Regions from separate parts of the Homo sapiens genome. Here region 2 is linked to region 1. The links are chromatin loops, found by intact Hi-C in ENCODE. Cell type or tissue: ascending aorta. All regions are shown on one strand. Links, peaks and the distances in the headings refer to the core of each region. The heading gives the core; the rest is flanking DNA.

Region 1 (12,252 bases), core at 1,363-9,362:
GGGGTGAATCTGATGCTGGGGATTTCTGCGTCATCAGAACTGCAGGTTAGTTGCGGGGATGACGCCCGCATTAGGATTTCCACTGGAAGCTTCAAAGCAGTTGCAGAATTGGAATGCTGCTGTGTGCAGCAAAGGGGGGCCTGTCAGAACTTTGCCTAGATGTTGCAGCACTTAACAGTGGACCTGGGGAGCTCACCTTGCTGTTGTCAGGGAAGCCCCCAGTGGGTTTTGGCTCTGTTGGCTGAACACCTGCAGCCCGTGCAGTTGCACCACCTTCCACCTGACTCTCTCATTATGCATAAGCTTAGCGAATCTAAGCATCGACCTCACCATTTATTTCTTGCCCCTGGGTGCCTCTCCATCCAGTGCTGTTTTCCACTGTAAGCACTCATACAGGGGGATTGTCTTCAATGTGTTCATTGAGTCTAAGGTAGGAGCAGTAAACTTGACAGTTATCAGAAGTTGGAGTAATTTTCCATAACCTGTGCTCATTAATGTCCTGATTGGGGTTAATTGATTCAGGGGAGGTGGAGAGAGAGCGAAACACTAAGAGAAGTGAAGGAGGAATAATCAGAATTTGGCAACAGCTTGGTGGTGGGGCGTGAAGGGAAGGGATGATTTGTTGACAACCCCAAGATGATAAGCATCCCCAGAGAGACAGAGAAGTGGGGCAGAGAGAATGAGATTTGTCTCCTCTGACAAATTTGAGGCACTGCTGGGATATCTAAATGGAGCAACCTAAGAGGGCAGGAAACACAGACTGGAACACCTTTGAAAGCAGACACCTCTGGGGGCAACTGTAATTTCCAGGCAAATAGGAGGCTTAGGGGTTTTCTAACTGAGCAGTGCCTGGCTGGTGCGATCACGGAGTGGTGGAGGAAGGAGGGAGACTGAGTGTGTGCACCAGCAGGTGTGACAGGTTCTGTCGTGTATCTGGCCTTCAGTGACAGAGATAAACTTTGGCATAGAATCCTCTAGACCTGCAGTGGCAGACATCTTGAGAGTAGCAAATGTGCACCACATGGCTCAAAGGACCTGCCTGTCCATTGCAGTCATTGTAGATTTGATATTTATTATGATCATTTTCCGACAGATGGAGTAAAGTGCCTTGAGGAAGATGTGATTTTTAATGTTTGCAACATTACAGTATGAGCTAACAGGGGGTCTGGGGTGCTTGTTACTCCATTTTTCACAAGTCTTGGTCAATAAAGCCTGCAAATTTTCCAATCCCTTCTGATCTTGTTATATTATGTGAGGAATCAGTCAAAGAACCTGACTCCCCAAAGACCCTGCAATAATTTTGTAAATGCTTTAATGTTGGCACTTAGCATCTTGCAGGCTCTGCGTGTGACTGTGGGATACACTGGGAAGGTGAATTGGTACACATTTCGTGGAAAGTTGCTTAGCATGTAATACATAGTAAGAGCCATAAGCATGCCTTTCCTTTCACTTGGTAATTCTACTTCCAGAAATCTACATCTTTGATACATCAAGTATCAAAGAAGGGCAAAGATACAGATTATGAACAATGATGAACAACAGCATCACCCGCAATGATGGCAGAGAAGGGACAAGATTCCAAGCCAGCTGTGCTGCACCACTTCCTCCCCTCCCCCAGGGCAAGGCGGGTGGTCCCTCTTCTCACCCTGAAACGAAACCTAGATGCCTTGGGCCTTGCACAGGAAATGCTATTTTGGTTATAGGTGATATTTTTTAGTAAACAAAAAGTGTCAACCACTCACAAAATGCTCTTCTCTAGCATTTGAAGACTTTTTAACCGCATAACCTAGATCCCGTTGATTTTTTTCCTCTGGGTAACTTCCCTCTTGTCAGAGTGCACCTTCCCTTATTCTCTCGCAAATGAAAATTGAAGGTGTTTTGTTTGTTTATTTATTTATTTATTTTTTAAACTTAAATTCTTGTAAGGTGGAGTCTTGGTCTGCTATTCCTTAGCTGGGTGTGGAAGGCCCTGGGGAGATTTATCAGAATGAATTTCTATATCGAGAATTACAATAATTTGAGCTCTTATTTAAGGGTTAGCAGAAACAACTGGTACTTTCACAAGCTGGAAAGAGGCCAATGTCAGATATGACAAATACAGTAATAAAAAGGGAAAATAAAATTCACTTCCTAGGAGGCTCAGCAATAATAAAAACAGAATGAAAAGCTTGGATATTTAGAGAGAGGTTCTGTCTCTCACATATATATGTATGTGTGTGTGTGTGTATATATATATGTATGTATATATATGGATTTCTTCTCCAGAGTGGTTGTCTCTCACATATATATGTGTGTATTCATATATGTATATAAATATATATATATATAAAATCATTCTGCTTGTAAGAAAGTTAGACCCTAAGTGTTCATGAATGTCTAGTCTCCTGTTACTCTTGTCCTCATGTTGTGTCCCCCATAGAGCAAACAGACCTCCAAGAAAGGAAGATACAGTGAGTAAGACCACAGCTCTAGGCCTAGCATGGTGGCTCACACCTGTAATCCCAGCACATTGGGAGGCCTGAGGCAGGTGGATCGCTTGAGGTCAAGAGTTCGAGACCAGCCTGGCCAACATGGTGAAACCCCATCTCTACTAAAAATACAGAAATTAGCTAGGCATGGTGGCGGGCCCCTTAATCTCAGCTACATGGGTGGCTGAAGCAAGAGAATCACTTGAACCCGGGAGGCGGAGGTTGCAGTGAGCCGACATTGCTCCACTGCACTCCAGCCTGAGCGACAGAGCGACTCTGTCTCAAACAAACAAACAAACAAACAAAAGCTACGGGTCTTATCTCAAGTAAATTATTGTTAAATTTTAAGCGTTCTGCAACTTCTTGTGAGCCTATTATTATTTCAAAACAAAGTTTTAAAAAGTTTAGTGAGAAGAATAAACATAAGGAACCTATAGATTATGTGGGTTCAATACGCTGACTACCACAACAATCTGCCAGCGGACCTAAGTGCATGACACAAAGACAAAGGTAGGTCACTGCTGAATGAGGGTGATTGGCTTGGGAGTCAGTGGTAGAAAGGAGTCAGAGGGCCTGGAAGAGAATACCTATGCTTCCACTGCTCCATCAGCACATAGACGAAGCAGCTGCTGTATTCTGTTGGTTCTTTAGTTTTGAGTGACCAGGTGTAGATGTGAGTCCCTGGCATCGCAGTTCTCTGTTCCCTTCCTCACCACCAATTGCTTCCTTGTTTCACCCAAAGTTGAACTGGGTGAAACAAGTTCAACAACCCTTGGAGATGTTCTGAGGGATCAACCGTGCAGCCAGTGCAAGATTCTTTATGAAGTTCGTGTCACAGATTCATTCTCCAGCTTCTGCTTGATCCATAAGCCCCTGGCAAGCAAAATGAACTCAATGACCAGACACCAAGCAAAAAGCCTGATACTGGGGCATTGTTACTTCCCCCGTTCTGGCAGCCCTGATGCTCCTGCTAAACCCAACCTTCTCTAGTGAGTTTTCCAACTAGTTCAAATTATAAAAAAGCCAGCAGATCTGGGCACAGAGCCTTGGCTACTTTCACCAGCCGTTTTGAGTCCAAAAGCTGGTTCCTCGTTGTAAGTGGTTGCCCAGCACACGGCTCTGAAAGGAAACCTTCACAAATCCTTTTCACTTGGCCTTGTAACTTGAGCTCACGCTCCCTTTCTGGCAAGGACACTGTGGAAAATTCCCTGTGCATAGAGAGCTGGCTCCAATTCCCAGCAATTCTACGAAGTTCTCTGTAATGGTAAAAATTGGAGCAGCTTAAACATCTCCAAAGCACGGAGATCTAAAAGAGTACCTCAGGCACTGATGACAAGAAACAGAGAGTCCTGCTTTTCAGGATGGAGCTTTTAGAAGTCAGAATACATTTGCCATCAAAGGTTGTCACAGTGACTGATTCAGCCTGGAGAGTACTGCACATTAGCAAGCGCTTAATATTTGGAATTTCTTGGTAGAGCTGTCCCAGCCCGTGTTACCTTTCTTTAGGTTACCTTTCCTATTTTCTGTAATCATATGCAAACAGCTACAAGTTTGCAGAGAAATAAAGCTGGTGGGGAGGGGAGAGAGTTAGTTAGCCCTGGGGAGCAGCGTCAGCCTTGATGCATGACTTGGGATGACTCTGCCAATGTGTGACCTTGGGGAAAGTTCTGTATTTTGTTCAAATCCCGGCATCATCTATAGAAAGCAATAGAACACACAGTGCCTGCCTGATAAGGTTAATGGGATGATGGCTAAATTAGCTAATGTGTGTGTGTGTGCATGCCGCCCAGTTGGCACACCTGTATTCCTACCCCTCCTCCCTCCTCCTCCTCCTGCTATTCCTCTTCTTTTCTCAAACTGTGATTTTCAAGGTGTTTTAACTGCTGGAACTTTTAAAAAATTCAATCAAATATGCATGTAGAATCACACACAGAAAACAGATAAAAACTCAAGCTGCTGCAAATGAAGCACTGATTCTGTTCCTTCTTCCTCCCCTTAGCAGTGGCTTCCACAATTCACGAGCCATAGAGATGGCTTTTCTCATTGCCTGGGAGTCCCTGCAGGGCACATGGGATTGGATCGCAGGCCCCTGGCTGCTCCCCATCTTCCGTGGCCCCTGCCTCCCAGATCTGGGCACCTGAAACCTTACCGTAGAGGGCTCTGTGTGTTTGGGGTTTAAATAAAAGCCCTCTGGACTTGAGTCCTTTCCATTCCAAGTGTTTTTTTCTGACGAACTCATTTTCCAGAGGAACGGCTGGGCTGCCTGAGAGATCTTTGCAAGCCTGAGACTTCTTTGTTCTTGTTTAGCAGTTTGAGGAGAGCTGTATCCATTCTTGTTTTGTGTCCGTGTGTCAGGAAGCTGGGAGGCACTTGGTGTGCACAGCCTTTTACTTGGGCTTATGTGTTTACCAGGATTTTATTGGCACATGGAAAAGAGTGATGGAATGAGGTATGCTGGTGTGTGAAGGGGTCAAAGGGTAAGTCACAAAACACTTGAATGTGAACTTGAACTTGCTGTTGTGTGTTCAAGTACCTCTCGGGGTCTGAAGGCCTGTCTCTGGAGCATGGCCTCAGTGTGAGGCTGTTTCTGCAGGGCCGACCTCAGAAGGCAGCCACCACAGCTAGAATTAGGCAGAGAAACCCCTAGAACTGTAAGGGCTCCAGTACTTCCCCACATAACTCGTCCCTATCCAGCCTCCCTCTCATTTTGGCCTACTGTTTCTTGCAGGACCATCGAGAGCCTTGATGGAAGCGGCATATCCCTCACCCCCAGGGAGGAGCAGACCAGGGCTGGGAAAAGGGCTTCTCTCCCTTTCTGTGGCTCTGATTATAGATGCTGGACTTGGAAGATGAGGACGGGCTGGAGTCCTGCCCTGAGCTGGGAGTTGGAATGTACAGTAGTGCTTTCAAGATCTTAGTCATCAGTAAACAGAGCTATTATGCGCTGTGTCTGGATGTGTTCTTTCTTCTGCTGTGTGGCCTGTGGTTGCCATGGATATGGCTTTGTCTTCGGAGGCCCATAACCAAGGAGGATTTAAGTAAAACCTGATGGGTCAATATTTCCATAAAACAAAACAAAACAAAACAAAATAAAGAAAGAAAGAAGAAAAGGGGCCACTTTCTTAAATAACTCCAAGAAAATCCTTAAACAGTTCCGAAATTGTGACCAAAACAACAACAAAATCCTCAGGCTTTAGTTGCCAGAACCTAAACGGACACACTTTTTAAAAAGTACTCAGAATTAAAAAAGATGAGGTCTATTGATGGCTCTGATTGCAGCAAGTGAAAATAATGGCATTTCCCCGTTGAGTGTTTTGGACAATATAAAGTTACATTTTTTTTCCCAGCCAGTGCTTATTTTTCAGAATGCTTCTCGATTTGCCATTTGTAAGATGTGTCATATTCCAGCATATAAATGAACCTGTGTTTCAAGCAAACAATTGTTGTTTCTGTCTGACACAGGGGATTCGGTGACATTTGGTAATGAGTATGGAAGATGGGTAGATTGAATTAAGGAGGCTAAAAAAAGGAAAGAAAGAAGAAAGACTCATTCCTGCATAGTAACCAAACAGCTCTGCATCTTTGTTTGAAAACACAGGCATACCCTCTGAGATTCCTTATAAGTCACTCTAAAGAGAGGTGCTTGGTAAAGCAAAGGTCAGAGGCTGGGAGCTGGGGTACAGCCACCACTCTGCCATGATTGGGCTTTTTGCTCAAGGACCATATGCGTTTTACTGGGATGCTCTTTGGTTATGTTTCTCTATGTTTCCAGAAACCACACGCCCAGGCCAGGAAGAAAGCTGTGGATTCTAGGATAAGAACCCCAGCTGAAGTGTGCTGGGTCCCTGGCTTGTTTGCCCACAGCTTGGAAGGACCTGCTTCCATAGTGTCTTTGCCAGCATCATGATGTTCCCTCCTCCCCTTCCCCTAACACCCCAGTGTTTTATCATGCACCTTGCTTCCTTCCCCAGTCACTGTCGCTGGCTACAAGGCACCTCTAATGAAGGAGTTGCATCTGAACTGCGATTATCCAGCAACCTCTTTAAGTGAAGTGGAAAAAAGTGATGTTAGTTTCCTTTCTGTATGCTTGAGTTTTCCCATGTTTGTACTTAAACACCGGCTTAATCCTCAGCTTCTGCTTCCCTGCCTGCCTCAGGACTTCTCCCCAGTCCCCTCCTATGATGTCACCTGGCAACTGCTGGAGCTTCCCAAGCAGAGGATTAGGACATTCTTGTTTTGACTCCAAGAGCTTCAACGCAAAGGCCTCTGTGGCTGTTAGGAACAGAGAGGGCAGTAATGCGGCTGGCCAGCTGCCACCAGGGTCAGTGGTGGCCAGCCTGGATGAAGAAAGGAAGCTCGTGCTTGAGCTGCCTCTGGTAGGTCCTGAGAGAGAGGACTTGCCTCCCAGACCAAGTGTAAATCAGCTCTCAAGCTTGCCCCAGCTGCTGCAAACTGCCTGGGAGGCTGAGGTCATGCTCTGCAGTGAACAAAGACATGGCAGCCAGCAAGGCCAGGCTGAGCAAGGCTTCTTGGTTTGGCTGGGCCTGATTCACAGTAGGTCTGGAAGTGCCAAGAAAACTTTGAGTGTGCGGATGAACGTTCTGGTCAAGTGAGGCTGTGAACCACCATGTCAGACCCTGAAAAGGAATTCTGACCCCCTGGCTTCTGTAGAGTTCCTCCTGGGCCACAGCAAACGGGACAGACTTCATGGACAAGCCAAGGGTTTGATAAATCTTTACTTGACACCAGTCTGAGAGAGACAACTCTGATCTGGATTGAAAGGAATTTTCTGATTTTCCAAGTTGGTAAAATGGAATAGGGGGGTGCCTGGGATTTGGATTGGGGGATGACTCCGAAAGACCCTGGGAAGGTTGTGAAGCCTGCAATGACATCTCATCTGGAACATTACAGAAAATAACAACAAGGAAGAAAATAAGAGAGGCAGTTAAAGGAACCAGCATGGCGCTGAGGGAAAGCCATTCTAGCCTGGATTTTAAATGAACACAAACAAAAGATGGAAGGAGGGGCATGTCATGAAGGGTGTCACAAAAGAATAGCAGGAATCTGTATCTGAGTGTCAGGAAAAGCTGAAGTCCAGAATACGCTACGACTTGTGGAACAGCAGCTGACATGAGAATAATGCTCCATGGTCTGCAAAGCATTTTCATGTAAATGATCACATTGATCCTCACAATAACCCGTGAGAGTGGGGATGGGAGTTATCCTCGGAGTGTGGAGGGGCTTCTCAGAGGCAAAGCTGGGATGAAAGCCCAGATCATCTCAGGCCAAATGCTGGCCTTTTCCCACCATTCCACATCATTTTCTATGTTACATCGCCCATATTTTGATGATGTTTGGAGTAAGAAAAATGGGATGGGGTCATGCTTTGGGAGATAGGGTAATGGAGGCGGATGCTAGAAAGCAAAACTAGTTGCTCCTATTTTTTTCCTCCAGTATACATCACAAAGCAAAATAATCTCTAAAGGACAGAACAAATGTCTCATGATGGGTGAGACCTTTAAGAACTCTCACCCAAGGTGAGAACTCACCTAGCTCTCTAGGCCCAGGGCTGGACATTGAAGATGGTTGTTTGCAAAGGGACCTGATTTTCTCCTCCCTAATGGTTCTCACCCCAGACATTACTTGCACAGTATCTGTGTCCACAAGACTTGAGGGACTGTGGCCAGTCCATGTGCTTTCCCCATTGACAGCACAGGCAATGAATAACTGACCACAGACAGGTCTGCAGTGATTTCTTTGAATTTATGGAGAATGACAGGTATGCCGCAGAGAGAGGAAGAAGTTATCATGATTTCCAGGAAAAGAGAAAAAGTATATTCAATAATTTACATACCAATTAGCTGACATTAGTCTCTGAGATACTTACGTTCATTTCAAAGGTAAACCTGAAGTCTGAAGACAGAGTCATATGAGCCCATTTCATCTATCCCAGAGACCTGACTGGAACCCTTGTCTTGGGTGGCTCAAAGCTGAGATGGGGCTATCTGAGCTGCCATGTCCTAAATGCAGAGAAAAGGGGTTTCAAGGCAAGATTCTTTTTTGTCACTCTCAGCCTTGCTTTTAGGATTAGTTGTTCCATTAAACATTCAGCCTTAATAAAAAGGAGGTTTTACAATCTGAGTGTGCTGAAAGATATGTATCTTAGAGGAGTTGGAATTGGAAGAGGAGGATACACTCAATATGGAAGTTTAGCGATGCTGTCAATTACCAATACTTATTGTCACTATCAGAATTACCACGCGTACAAGTGTAAACACTGCAGGCAGAGTATTCTTTAAAGGACATTGAATAGATGGGGACTGGGCCCAGGAACCCAGACTCACAGAGGTTTCTTCAGCTCCTCTCTTCTTGTTGGGAAGAACAATAGTTAAAGGTGGGCATCTCACTGCTTCTTTCCCTGACCTTTCCAATGTGTGAAAAGAGGGGCCGGAAGGAGTATGAGCTGACTCCATCTCATGCCCTTCACCCCTTATTCACTGCACTGTAGCCATAAGCGTCTTGGTTCTTCCCCTCAACACACCCAGTGTGTTCCCACCTGGGGGTTTTGGCATCTGCTGCTCCCTTTCCCGGACCAACAACTTCCTGTCATTGGAACTTCAAGTCAATCAGTGTCTCCTGGGAGAGACCTTCCCTGATCCATACCCACTGTGTTTTCTTCATAGCATACTGAATGTCTTCCTAGCAGTCTGAAATTTCTCCATTTTTCTTCTTCCCATTCTCTTTCCCCTTCTCCTCTCTTTTCTTCCTCTGCTCCTCCTTCTCTTCTTCCTTGCCTGTCTCTCTCCAGCTAAAATGAGAGTTCTGTGTCCTTGACTGTCTGTTCACCAGTGTATCCCCAGTGCCTAGGATGGTACCTGAGCAGGTGCCTGACAAACAATTGTTGCAGGAACGAGTTGACTTACCCCACCTTTTTTCTTGGCTGCTTTCATTTAGACTACTTAGAGACATGATGATCATCTCTGTTCAACAAATGGTGAATGGGCTTTGATATTTTTGATGTCTGAGGGGTCTCTAATAACCTGAAAACAATCCACAGTGACAAGCTCAGATCACATGTTCTGGAGGCATCTCTAAGGCGAAAGAAACTGTGCTTCTATTTTGGTACGGTAAATGAAACCTCAGGGAAAGCTGAGAAAAAGGAATGGGGCAAATTCCATCTGGGAATGTAAAAAATATTGCTAGTAGGAGATAAGCCTGCTTAGCGTCTCTCAAAGTATCCATTATTCAGATCTGTTGTGCAGGCTTATCAATGTCCCCGGGCAAGATCAAGACAGGAGCTGAAAGAAGGGTAAGGATAGTTCAACGAAGAGAAGAAGCTTGGGCGGCCGAAGAAGCCGAGGAAACGCGTCGCAGGAGACGGTGGCTCAACATCTAGAATTTCTGCTGATTTCATTGAGCAACAGGGGCACACCCTATCTTGACCTCGGTTTAGCAAAATGGAGGTGATACTGCTGACTTTTCTTAATGGGGAAGGTAGAAAAGTGTGGGGCCTACAAGGGCATTTTTTAAAAAAGATCCCAAATAACAGTCACTTAAAATAGAAAGTTCTATCTTGTGGAACCTTCTGACCCCTCATCTGGGCTGCATGGCGGCTATGAGGTTGTTGACCCAGTTGCCTTCCACTTTGTTGTTCTGCCATCTTTGGATGTTGTTTTCATTTGCATGGTTGGCACTACCACATCCACATTTAAGCCAGAGAAGGAAAGAAAGGGAAGACACTCATTTTTCAAGTGCATGATCTGGAAGCTGCACACATACCTTCCATTTGCAACCCACTGGCCATAACTTTATCTCCTGGCCATGCTTAAGTGCAAAGGAGGCTGGGAAATGTGGTTTCTAACTAGGTGGCCCAACTGAAAATTCTACAGCCATGAAAGAAAAGGAACAGGGATATCAGTAGACAGCCTCTCTGTCACAGGCGATGGAGGAAATTATGGCAAAATGCCAATGTAAATACAGTGAAAATTCTCCTTTGCATCTGCCCCAGGGGAGGAAAATAAAATGGGAGTGGAAGTCTCTCTGTCAGGTCTTTGCAGAGCAAAGAACTGGATAGATTTTTGACAAGCAGACCGATGAAAATGTATTCCTACAATAAAGCCCAGTGATAATATATGAGGTATACTAGTGCCATTAAACAGCACAAGTGTAGCAATTTTATTTTGTTTTGTTTAATTTTACTTTAAGTTCTGGGGTACAAGGGCAGAATGTGCAGGTTTGTTACAGACGTATCGTGTGCCATGGTGGTTTGCCGCACCTATCAACCCATCATCTAGGTTTTAAGTCCCGCACTCACTAGCTGTTTGTCCTAATGCTCTGCCTCCCCTCGCCCCTCACCCCACAACTAGCCCCAGTGTGTGATGTTCCCCTCCCTGTGTCCATGTGTTCTCATCATTCAACTCCCACTTATGAGTGAGAACATTCGGTGTTTGGTTTTCTGTTCCTGTGTTAGTTTGTTGAGGATGATGGCTTCCAGTTTAATCCATGTCCCTGCAAAGGACATGATCTTATTCCTTTTCATGGCTGCAAGCAATTTTGAAATCTTCATTAGAATGTAGCGCCTACCAGGTAATTTACCTAATCAGTCAGAATTCTGCTTCAGGCTCCCACCATCAACCATTTAGAATTAACTATAAAGCAGGATCACTGTGGAGTCTAAATCTAGAAATACTCAAATGTAAACTCCGTAGATATTAAATTTGTGGTAGGCACTTATTCATAATTACAAGATACCTACCCAATGCATAACTCTGTGCTAGTAGGCAGGCAGCTCTGCTCTTGAGAATAAGAGAGATGTACCCTGAGAGTTCAATAACAAATCACCTACTTATGAGTTAAGGTACTCATTTTTTCATTCATTTATCAGATAGAATACTTATTGGAAATCAGACTTACGGTATTGTGAAGGGGCTGGATATATTGAGGAACAAGGTAGACAAGATTCCTCTTCTCAGTGTGAGAAAAAAGGCAGGGAAGGAAGCTGAGTTAAATAGACAGGATACACTACAGGGCCAAGTATGAGGATGGAACCAAAGAGAGCCATGACAGAGAACGTGGTGAGTAAACGGGAGGTCAGTGAGGGCCTCCCTGCGTCGATGACATTTAAGCTGAAACCTAAAGAGTAAGAAGCGGTCAGCCACACAACGAGCCAGGAGAATAGAGGTAGAAGAGGAGAAGAGAGGTAGAAGAAGAGGTAATTTCCTGTGTTAGCTAGGCAGTGCAGTGACCCACATGGCTGGAGATTACTGAGAGAAGGGGAGAGGGCTGGTCCTAGACAGTTTCTAGAAGGAGGTGGAGCTTGGGCTGGTCCTTGAAGTACAGGTGAGGTTTGAGATTGAGGCAAGGCTGGAAGGAAACATTTTCAAAGCAGAGTGATCTGTGAGGGGCCTGAGCAGTGTATGTGCAAGCCGGGGGCTGGGCAGGAAAGGTTCATGTTAGGGAGTAGTAAGACAGAAGGCTGGTAGCAAAGACATGTAATTAACCTAAATGCCCATCAATGGTAGAATGGATAAAGAAAATGAGGTCTATATACACCATGGAATACTATGCAGCCATAAAAAAGAATGAGATTGTGTCCTTTGCAGGGACATGGATGGAGCTCCTGGAGGCAATTATCCTTAGAAGCTAACACAAGAACAGAAAACCAAATACTGCATGTTCTCACTTACAAGTGGGAGCTAAATGATGAGAACACATAGATATGTAGAGGGGAACAACACACACTGGGGTTTTTCGGAGGGTGGAGGGTGGGAGGAGGGAGAGGATC
Region 2 (12,252 bases), core at 1,411-9,410, 130 kb after region 1:
AAAAAAAAAAAGAAAATTAGCCAGGCATGGTGATGCACACCTGTAGTTAAGAAAAAAAAAAAAAGAAAAGAAAATTAGCCAGGCGTGGTGATGCACACCTGTAGTCCCAGCTACTTGGTAGGATGGTGATGTACACCTGTAGTCCCACGTACTTGGGAGGCTGAGGCAGGAGAATTGCTTGAACCGAGGAGGTGGAGGTTGCAGTGAGCTGAGATCGCACCACTGCACTCCAGCCTGGGCAACAGAGCAAGACTCTGTCTCAAAAAAAAAAAAAAAAAAAAAAAAAGAAGTAAGATGGCTAGGCACAGAGGCTCATGCCTGTAATCCCAGTACTTTGGGAAGCCAAGGCAGGAGGATTGCTTGAGCTCAGGAGCTCAAGACCAGCCTGGGCAACATGGTGAGGCCCCATCTCTACAAAAAATACAAAAATCAGCTGGGCATGGTGGTGCACACTTACAGTCCCAGCTACTCGGGAGGCTGAAGTGGGAGGATGGCTTGAGCCTGGGAGGCAGAGGTTGAGGTCATGCCACTGCATGCCAGCCTGGACAACAATGTGAGACCTTATCTTCAAAACAAAAAAAAAAGTAAACTTACATAAAGCTATATATGCAATAAGGCATAGAACTATCTACAAACAAGACAAAAACCACAAAGATGGGGAGAAACCAGAGCAGAAAGGCTGAAAATTCCAAAAACCAGAATGTCTCTTCTCCAAAGGAACACAACTCCTCGCCAGCAAGGGAACAAAACTGGACAGAGAATGAGTTTGACGAGCTGACAGAAGTAGGCGTCAGAAGGTCGGTAATAACAAACTTCTCTGAGCTAAAGGAGCACGTTCTAACCCATTGCAAGGAAGCTAAAAACCTTAAAAAAAGGTTAGATGGATGGCTAACTAGAATAAAAAGTGTAGAGAAGACCTTAAATGATATGACAGAGCTGAAAACCACAGTATGAGAACTTTGTGAAGCATACACAAGCTTCAATAGCCGATTTGATCAAGTGGAAGAAAGGATATCACTGATTGAAGATCAAATTAATGAAATAAGGCAAGAAGACAAGATTAGAGAAAAAAGAGTGAAAAGAAATGAACAAAGCCTTCAAGAAATATGGGACTATGTGAAAAGACCAAATCTATGTTAATTGGTGTACCTGAAAGTGATGAGGAGAATGGAACCAAGTTAGAAAACACTCTTCAGGATATTATCCGGGAGAACTTCCCCAACCTAGCAAGGCAGGCCAACATTCAAATTCAGGAAATACAGAGAACACCACAAAGATACTCCTTGAGAAGAGCAACCCCAAGACACCTAATTGTCAGATTCACCAAGGTTGAAATGAAGGAAACAATGTTAAGGGTAGCCAGAGAGAAAGGTCAGGTTACCCACAAAGGGAAGCCAATCAGACTAACAGTGGATCTCTCAGCAGAAACCCTACATGCCAGAAGAGAGTGGGGGCCGATATTCAACGTTCCTAAAGAAAAGAATTTTCAAACCAGAATTTCATATCCAGCCAAACCAAGCTTCATAAGTGAAAGAGAAATAAAATCCTTTACAGACAAGCAAATGCTGAGAGATTTTATCACCACCAGGCCTGCCTTAAAGAGCTCCTGAAGGAAGCACTAAACATGGAAAGGAACAATGGGTACCAGCCACTGCAAAAACATGCCAAATTGTAAAGACCATTGATGCTATGAAGAAACTGCATCAATTAACAGGCGAAATAACCAGCTAGCATCATAATGACAGGATCATATTCACACACAACAATATTAACCTTAAATGTAAATGGGCTAAATACCCCAATTAAAAGACACAGACTGGCAAATTGGATAAAGAGTCAAGACCCATCAGTGTGCTGTATTCAGGAGACCCATCGCATGTGCAAAGACACACACAGGCTCAAAATAAAGGGATGGAGGAAGATCTACCAAGCAAACGGAAAGCAAAAAAAGCAGGGGTTGCAATCATGATCTCTGATAAAACAGACTTTAAACCAACAAAGATCAAAAGAGACAAAGAAGGCCATTACATAATGGTAAAGAGATCAATTCAACAAGAAGAGCTAACTATCCTAAATATATATGCACCCAATACAGGAGAACCCAGATTCATAAAACAAGTTCTTAGAGAACTACAAAGAGGCTTAGGCTCCCACACAGTAATAATGGGAGACTTTAACACCCCACTGTCAATACTAGACAGATCAATGAGACAGAAAATTAACAAAGATATCCAGGACTTGAACTCAGCTCTGCACCAAGTGGAACTAATAGACATCTACAGAGCTCTCCACCCCAAATCAACAGAATATACACTCTTCTCAGCACCACATCACACTTATTCTAAAATTGACCACATAATTGGAAGTCAACACTCCTCAGCAAATGTAAAAGAACAGAAATCATAACAAACTGTCTCTCAGACCACAATGCAATCAAATTAGAACTCAGGATTAAGAAACTCACTCAAAACTGCACAACTACATGGAAACTGAACAACGTGCTCCTGAATGACCACTGGGTAAATAACGAAATGAAGGCAGAAATGAAGATGTTCTTTGAAACCAATGAGAACAAAGATATAACATACCAGAATCTCTGGGACACACTTAAAACAGCATGTAAAGGGAAATTTATAGCACTAAATGCCCACAAGAGAAAGCAGAAAAGATCTAAAATTGACACCCTAACATCACAAAAGAACTAGAGAAGCAAGAGCAAACAAATTCAAAAGCTGGCAGAAGACAAGAAATAATTAAGATCAGAGCAGAACTGAAGGAGATAGAGACACAAAAAACTTCCAAAAAATCAATGAATCCAGGAGCTGGTTTTTTGAAAAGACCAACAAAATAGGTAGGCTGCTAGCAAGACTAATAAAGAAGAAAAGAGAGAAGAATCAAATAGATGCAATAAAAAATGATAAAGGGAATATCACCACCGATCCCACAGAAATACAAACTACCATCAGAGAATACTATAAACACCTCCATGCAAATAAACTAGAAAATCCAGAAGAAAGGGATAAATTCCTGGACACATACACCCTCCCAAGACTAAACCAAGAAGAAGATGAATCTCTGAATAGACCAATAACAGGTTCTGAAATTGAGGCAATAATTAATAGCCTACCAACCAAAAAAAGTCCAGGACCAGGTGGATTCACAGCCGAATTCTACCAGAGGTACAAACAGGAGCTGGTACCATTCCTTCTGAAACTATTCCAATCAATAGAAAAAGACGGAATTCTCCCTAACTCGTTTTATGAGGCCAGCATTATCCTGATACAAAAGCCTGGCAGAGACACAACAAAAAAAGAATTTTAGGCCAATATCCCTGATGAACATTGATGTGAAAATCCTCAATAAAATACTGGCAAACCAAATCCAGCAGCACATCAAAAAGCTTATCCACCATGATCAAGTGGACTTCATCCCTGGGATGCAAGGCTGGTTCAACATATGCAAATCAATAAATGTAATCCATCACATAAACAGAACCAATGATAAAAACCATGATTATCTCAATAGATGCAGAAAAGGCCTTCGACAAAATTCAACAGCCTTTCATGCTAAAAACTCTCAATAAACTCGGTATTGATGGAACGTATCTCAAAATAACAAACCTGCACATTGTGCACATGTACCCTGGAACTTAAAGAAGAAGAATAATAAAAAAGTACTATCTACAAACAAACACACTTTTACAAATAAGCTTATGTAAAACTGGTGAAATGTGAATATGTTCTGTGGATTGTAGCAATGTCAATTTCCTGTTTATGGTAGTGCACTATAGGTCAGATGTGACCGTTACATGGAGGCTGGGTGAAAGGTGCACTGACTGGACCTCTCTTTCCTTTTTTTGTTTTTTCAGGGGGAGGCAGTAATTTCTTGTGAATCTACAATTCTTTCAAAATAAAAAAAAATTAATGCAAAAAATCATGTAAGAGAAAAATTAAGTTAATCTCTACACACTAATAAAAAAATATCCAAGATATTTGATAAGTTAAAAAAATAAATTGTGTCCAGGTGCGGTGGCTCACATCTGTAATCCCAGCACTTTGGGAGGCCGAGGCGGGTGGATCTTGAGGTTAAGAGTTCAAGACCAGTCTGGCCAACTTGGTGAAACCCCATCTCTACTAAAAATACAAAAATTAGCTGGGCATGGTGGCACGTTCCTGTAATCCCAGCTACTCCAGAGGCTGAGGAAGGACAATTGCTTGAACAAAGACATTGAGTGAGCCGAGATCATGCCATTGCACTCCAGCCTGGGCAATAGAGTGAGACTCCATCTCAAATAAATAAATAAATAAATAGTGTTTTGTCACCTGTGATAGATAAAAAAATAAAATTATAGAAAAATATGTATAGTATAATAATATTTATATTAAAAAGCATAGGCCAAAGGCAGTGGTTTATGCCTGCAATCCTAGCACTTTGGGAGGCTGGGGTGGGCAGATCGCTTGAGTCCAGTGGTTTGAGACCAGCCTGGGCAACATGTCGAAACCTCATCTACAAAAATTACACAAATTAGACAGGCGTGGTGGCATGTATCTGTAGTCCCAGCTACTTGGGAGGATGAAATGGGAGGATCACTTGAGCCTGAGGAAGTCGAGGCTGCAGTAAGCCCTGATTGCACCACTGCACCCCAGCCTGGGTGATAGAGAGAGATCATGTCTCAAAGAGGGAAAAAAAGCATAAAGCAAAAATACATATTCATATGCTGTATATGCAAAAGTATATTATGCAAACATAGTAGAAAAAGATCTTGAATGATACACATCAAACTGGTAATAGTAGAAGGGTTTCTGTAATAGCTGGTGGGGGCTTGTTAAATGAGATAACTTCTGATTTATCTGATTATTAGAATTTAAAAAAATGAGAATGTATTCCTTGTGTAGTTAACAAATGCAAAAGGAAATACTTGGAGTTACACTCCACAAATTTTTGGTAATGTGAGATTGCAAAAGAAACAAAAATTGATTAAGAAATAATTTGGGGCCGGGCATGGTGCCTGGCCAATATGGTGAAACTAAAATTTCTGCCTGTATTAAAATTACAGATTAGCCAGGAGTGGTGGTGGGCACCTGTAATCCCAGCAACATGGGAGGCTGACACAGGACAATCGCTGGAACCTGGGAGGCGGAGGTTGCAGTGAGCTGAGATCGTGCCACCGCACTCCACACTCCAGCCTGGGTGACAGAGAGCAAAACTCCATCTAAAAAAAAAAAAAAAGAAAAAAAAGAATTTTGATGACTGATTTTTCATGTTTATAGATAAATAAAACATAGTTTCACCCATTTAACAGCACGTTCAAACTGTGTAATTAGGCAAAAGTCCTGAAAACATAGATTGTATTTGTGGTCAATTTTATGAATTTTCAGGGTTTTTTTTTCCTTTTTCTTTTTTTTTTTTTTGAGACAGAGTCTCACTCTGTTGCCCAGGCTGGAGCACAGTGACATGATCTCAGCTCACTGCAGCCTCCACCTCCCAGGTTCAAGCAATTTTCCTGCCTCAGCCTCCTGAGCAGCTGAGACTACAGGTGTGTGCCACCACACCCAGCTAATTCTTTTATTTTTATTTTTAGCAGGGAAGGGGTTTTGCCATGTTTCTCAGGCTGGTCTTGAACTCCTGGGCTCAAGCGATCCACCTGCCTCAGCCTCCCAAAGTGCTGGGATTACAGGCGTGAGCCACCATGCCCAGCTGAGTTTCAGTTTTAAAAACAATCCATCAGGCCGGATTCAGTGTCTCATACCTGTAATCCCAGCACTTTGAGAGGCTGAGGCAGGTGTATTACCTGAGGTCGGGAGTTCGAGACCAGCCTGACCAACATGGAGAAACCACATCTTTACTAAAAATACAAAATTAGCCAGGCTTGGTGGCATATGCCTGTAATCCCAGCTACTCAGGAAGGCTGAGGCAGGAGAATTGCTTGGACCCGGGAGGCAGAGGTTGCAGTGAGCCGAAATCGCACCATTGCACTCCAGCCTGCGCAACAAGAGTGAAACTCCATCTCAAAAAAAAAAAACCAAAACCAAAACAAGAAACAATCCGTCAGATGTTATTTATTTACCAAGAACCATGCCTGCAATTCAGGTAGCTGCCACCATTGAGTCATTAACTGCTAACCTTGTGTAAAAAGAATGCAACTTACAGCAAGATATAAATAAAAATAAATTCCTTGGCTATTTTTGGCACACTGCCTATGGGTAGCCCTGGTCCAAAAGGAGCAGTAAAAAACAACAACAACAAAAAAAACCTAAGTACAATTTGATACTGCTAGCATTTAACATAGATAGTTCATTACCATTGCTTAATCTAACTTTGGCTCTCCATGAGACCTAAACTGGTTAGCTTACCTAATTTTTCTCTTTTTCTTTTTCTTTTTTTTTTTTTTTTTTTAAGACTGAGTCTTGCTCTGTCACCCAGGCTGGAGTGCAGTGGTGTGATCTTGGCTCATTGCAACCTCCACCTCCCAGGTTCAGGCAATTCCCCTGCCTCAGCCTCCCAAGTAGCTGGGACTACAGGTGCCCGCCACCAAGCCAGGCTAATTTTTGTATTTTTAGTAGAGATGGGGTTTCATCATATTGACCAGGCTGGTCTCAAACTCCTGACCTCGTGATCCACCCACCTCGGCCTCCCAAAGTGCTGGGATTACAGCTGTGAGCCACCACGCCCGCCACTTACCTAAATTTTTAAGTCAAATGTCTCTGGGTATAAAACATTGATCTCTATCTCCAGCACTTTAGAACCCCAGAACAATTAAAGCTTTTGATCCCTCTTTCTGGTTAAAAATTTTGACTCATGATTTGTAACTTGTTGGAGATAACGAGTGTATTGATCTTTTGACCACTGCTAATGATTTTTAGGGTACTGATATTTACTCCCCTTTCTACTTCTTATGGGAAGAAACCTGTTTACTGCTCCATCCAACTTGGCTTAGCTCAGAAGAGACCATCTGGTCATCCACTTCTCCATGACAACTGTCCCAACAGAGGTCATTTCTCATTGGATTTGTCTGATGATCACCCTCATTAATTTGCTTCCCAGTTTCCTTCTCCAGCGTACTGTATATACTTTTGGTTAAGACTACTAATTTAGGATTGTTTAGTAATCCATGCCAGTTTCCAGATATTTTAGGAGAGATCCCAAATGGAATAGGATCTTTAATCATCTGAAAATTTTAAAGCATATTTAAACGAACAGTTTCAAAACAGAACTCTCTCCAAGTGGTTTTCCTGTTACCTTCCTAACATTGCAGTGTGTGTATACGTGTTTACGTGTGAAACTAACCATAGATATACATAACAGATATGTCATAGTCTGAAGTAACCAGACAGAAAACAAACAAAATGAGAAACTGGGAGAGACTTCCTTGATTTGGAAAATTTTGGCCTTTTCAGACTCATTTCTCATGGTTTTTCCATTGGCAGTGGTTAGAATGGAGATGGCATTAATAGTAGCCTGCAATGAATTTCTTAAGTTTTTTTTTTCTGTGCTCTACATTCACAGTATTTATCAGACCACAGTCTGCTTTTTATTGGGGGAAAAGCCCAATTTTTATATCCTGATGACAAAACCACTTCACTAGCCTTCTTGGGACTGCTAACATAGGATATGAACTTCACCTCATTACATCAGGATCACTTTTTTTCAAAAAGGAATAAGAATGAGGCAAAACCCAAAAGCAAAATAAGAGTTTTAAAAAAATCTCTGCACAAGTTCCCCAAATCGAGATGGAGTAATAACTACTTCTGTGATTTCTGCCAATTAATCCACCCCCACAACACAAACCAAAGTTTCCAAAATGAGTTAAAGAGCAGCATTAGTGACTCAGACCGAATGGCTTCACCCACATGGCCCCACTGCAAAGGTTTTTCAGTTGCCACTGCTATTTCCCTTTGCTGATAGTGACATTTACCTGGGGAGAGTGATAGGAGAAGTGACGTCATTGCTTTCCCAGCAACTTCTGCGGTCAGAGTCCCTGCCATTGGAAGTGTCTTGAATTTTTTTTTCTTTTTTTGAGACCAGGTCTCCCTCTGTCACCCAGGCTGGAGTGCAGAGTCACAATCATGGCTCACTGTAGCCTCAGTGTTCCTGGACTCAAGGACTCCTCCCACCTTAGCCTCCCCAATAGCTGGGACTACAGGTGTGTGCCACCATACACAGCTAATTTTGAAATTTTTTGTAGACAGAGTCTCCCTGTGTTGCCCAGGCTGGTCGTTTGGAAGTGAAGGAAGTAAACCATATCTCAGGGAACCCTAACCACATGCTCTTTCCTGTCAGAGCCCTTCACTGGCTTCCCACAGGTATGGAATCAGTTCCACAATAAAGCATAGTGGTCGAGTCATTTCCTGACCTGCCATAGTCTGCCCCTCCAGCCTTACCTATCACTATTGTTTACCCTAAGCCAACAAACTGAATTATTCTAGTTCCCCCTAAATGTCATTTTTTTCTTTTTTTGGCCTTTGTATCTGGCTCATGTTGTCCCTACCTACATTGCCTTCCTCCTTTCCCAGCTCCAAAAAGCCAAATCATACTCATCTTTTAAGACCCACGAACCTCTCAGTTACCCTCTCTTATTTTTTCCAGAGATATGCACCTCCCTTAAAGCATCAACCACCTCTGCCTTATAATCAGATTATTTGTTTATATTTGTTATATGCTGTTTGAAGGATAAATCTGTTGCTTATCTGTTTTTGTGTGCTGGACTCTGTTTAGCATGGTTTTTGCCAGGACTCAGTGACAACTTACTGGCTTCAACCTCAAACTCAACATGTCTGAGCTCATGATCTGTTTCCTCCACTCCCACCGCAACCTCTCCCTCTTGAATTTCCTGTCATGCTGATGGAAACCCCCTCCACTTCACTGCCCATGCCAGAAAATTTCGTGTTACTCTTTCTCCTCTGTACCTCAATCCCCAGCCCCCATGTGATCAATGACAGTCCTGTCAATTTTGCCTCTCTGATAACTCTTAAATTTATACCCCAATTTACACCCCTGTTGCTTCTAGCCACAGACCTATGACTTTAGTTCTGGCCATCATCAGCCCTGGCCTGTGTCACAGCACTTCCTAATTGATCAGTCTATTGCCCTTTTCCCCTCCCCTCCACTCTCACCCAAATCCATTGTCTCCCCAGGTAAATGTCACTATCAGCAAAGGGAAATAGCACTGGCTCCACACTGCAGCCAGTTTGATCTCTAAAATTCAGACCTGACTATGCCACTTTCTTGCTTACGATTCTCAAAATCTACTTCAAACTCTTTAATTTTATGGATAAGCTCCTTTACAACCTGACTCGTTCCTTTACCATTCATATAGCTCTCCTCTCATCTTCCCCCCTCCAGAATCCAAACTCTTCCCACACTGGATGCAGAGATTTCTCAGAAGTTTCTTTAGGATTTCTACCAATGTCTGATTCAAATTTATGGTTTAAATACATTTTAGTTATTTAACAAAATATACAAGAAAAAGCATTCATGTAAATGTATTACATAACACAGTTCTATGTATTAAGGACCATCATTAATTTTGGTATCGAGTTAATTCTTCAGTATGGAACTTCTACCTTCTCTGTGAGTATACGCTGCCATGGCTTAAATGTCCCCTTCAAAATACATGGTGAAACTTAATCACCAATGTGCAATTTTGAGAGGTGGTGCCTTTAAGAGGTGACTGAATCATGAGGGCTCTGCCCTGATTAATTAATTCATTTATTCATAGATTAATAGATGAATGGGTTATCATGGGAGGGGAACTGATAGCTTTATAGAGAGAAGAGAGACCTGAGCTAGCATGCCCAGCCCCCTTGTCATATGATACCCTGTGCAGCCTTGGGATTCTCCAGTGTCCCCAACAGCAGGAAGACTCTCACCAAATGCAGGCCCTTGACCTTGGACATCTTAGCTTCCATAACTGTAAGAAATAAAGTTCTTTTCTTAGAACTTACCCAGTTTCAACTATTCTGCTATAAGCAAGAGGAAAAAAAAGACTAAGACATACTTGAAGTTTTTGTAAATATGTCATTAATTAGAAAAAAAAAAGTGGGTAGTTTTGCATAGTTCAATGGTTCTCACTTTTTTTTTTTTTTGAAACTAGGCCAGTGCTGCTCTGCTCAAGTAAAAATTAAATAGCATTACTATAGAGCTCAATGAAACCTCAAACCAGGTGAAGGCCCATAGCCTTGACACATTTATCACTACATGTCAAAGTGTCGTATTTTATTAGAGATATTTTACCATTTACTCTGAAGTTAGGGTGTTTGATGCTGACTTTTATATTATGATAAGAAATGCAAGCCATTGTTAAATATTGTTGTGACTAAAATTTGAATCTAAAAATCTCTTCAACTTCTTGTCCAAGTTTTTGGATTAATTCATTTGAGGAGTATATTATACTTGATAGGAGATCTAAAACACACACACACACACACACACACACACACACACACACACATTCCGTTTGCATCTACTTATGTGAATAAGGGTTTTCTAGTTGCATAGATGTACATAAACAATTTTTTAAAAACCAAAACATAATCAAGGACAACTGAAATAGATAATTTGGATTGATGTGGAGCAAAGCATGATACCTAATTCCAAATATTTATGTTCTTCAAAGTTGTCTTGCTGTTATTACTTATTGATAAGCAAATATTAAAAACAAAAATGTTCAAAGTAAATGTATACTAGTAAAAAAATGTCATACTTATCTGTTCTATATATCTGAGCCCCAAGAAAAATTTCATTTAAAAAGACAGGTTTCAGTAATTTTTATTTTTTAATGTGAGAACCATTGACACCTCAGTACAGACTCTATCTTCCTCTTGATCCCAGTAAGGTGTTCATACTATGTCCTCCAAGTGCAGAGAAGAGAACCACCAGATGCCCACATCTATGTTTTCTGTTCCAGCCAGGATTACCTCTGATCCAAATGGAGACCTGTCCATTTCCTGTTGGCATTTCCTGTTGGCATTTCCCATATGTTCTCAGGGGAGCTAAGGTATGGCTGATTCTTGGCAGAATGTCCCCACTGTCTCTGCCCTACCCTTTCCCCTCCTCTCACCAGGTCGCACCTGTAAGATGCCTCTGGGTGTTAATAGCATGGCCACATAAATTCTTTCCTTTTGCTGCACTCCCTCTGCCCCATCTCATCTCACAATACACACACATTAGTCTATTAATTCCAAAGACTCCAAAGAACAGAACTTACTCAGCAGAACTAATAAGATTGCAACAATGTCAGACAGTACCTTGCTATGCATGATTTTTAAATAAAGAAGGCACCCTACTTCAACATGGGATTATATAATTTCTAGGATTTAGATCCTTCCTTGATCAGCAAGAAATATGTATGTATTTGCCAAATCTTGCCTCCTACAGAGTGCTAAATTAACAGCACATTTGGTGCCTGTGATCAGCAGAGTTCCATAGTACTTTGGCTGGTTATGTGCTTGATAGGGGTCTAGCTGAATCCATAAAGATATGGGTGATGAACTGGGCGTAGTGGCTCACGCCTGTAATCCCAGCACTTTGGGAGGCCAAGGCAGGTGGATCACCTGAGGTCAGGAGTTCCAGACCAGCCTGGCCAACATGGTGAACCCTGTCTCTACTAAAAATCCAAAAAATTAGCCGGGCATGGTGGCGGTGGGCACCTGTAATCCCAACTAGTCATGAGGCTGAGGCAGGAGAATCGCTTGAACCCAGGAGGCAGAGGTTGCAGTGAGCTGAGGTCGCACCATTGCACTCCATCCTGGGCAATAAGAGCGAAACTCCATCTCAAAAAAAAAAAAAAAAAAGATATGGGTGATAATAATGCTATTTCCACCAGGTTAAATTCCAACACAAGGTGCTCACAGCTGCCCAGAATGGCACTGGGAAATATGAGTTTGTCCTTGTCCTTTTGACCACCTTGCTGTTTAGATTCCTGAGAGCTTTAATTATTGCCCTGTGAACAGAGCTGGTCTTTGGCTTGTTTATCAGCTCCAGAGCTGAGGAAATTGGGCTTTATCTCTTTCAGATTAGATCACTACAAGCCTCATTGGGTAAGGATAGAGGAAGGAGGGGTGGGGAGGATAAAGCCCTGACTCCCTTTACTCAAAATGCTCAGCAAAGCCCAAACCCTTTCTAGAATAAAGCACCAAGACTTTTCCTCCCAACTCGGTGCAGGATAACTAACTGGGGATTTCTTTATTTACTCCTTTCAGGAGGCTTTTAATTGGAAAACCTTTTCCGTAACCAAAACGCCGATCTCTTTGA

The links. Peaks named below come from ENCODE experiments on the same cell type or tissue, not always from the same donor. Only the 100,000 strongest peaks of a DNase experiment are listed, where the experiment ranks them.
Region 2: a loop joins it to region 1, with 2.4 times the contacts of the local background. A loop is called at or near these places in 3 of 110 quality-filtered maps.

What each region holds. Positions count from the first base shown.
Region 1 is chr13:44,898,311-44,910,562 of GRCh38, reverse strand. LOC107984619 (a long non-coding RNA gene) reads left to right here. Exons shown (of 2, transcript XR_001749860.1): 2 at 5,197-5,411. Among named protein-coding and RNA genes, the nearest start is that of TRE-TTC2-1, 14 kb to the left of the region's middle. In ascending aorta, for the core only: no CTCF peak of the experiment used is centred there; DNase peaks (open chromatin) are centred at 3,611, 5,362 and 6,792; H3K4me3 peaks cover 730 bases; H3K27ac peaks cover 3,723 bases.
Region 2 is chr13:44,765,026-44,777,277 of GRCh38, reverse strand. No RefSeq gene overlaps it. Among named protein-coding and RNA genes, the nearest start is that of LINC00330, 38 kb to the left of the region's middle. In ascending aorta, for the core only: no CTCF peak of the experiment used is centred there; no DNase peak of the experiment used is centred there; H3K27ac peaks cover 1,431 bases.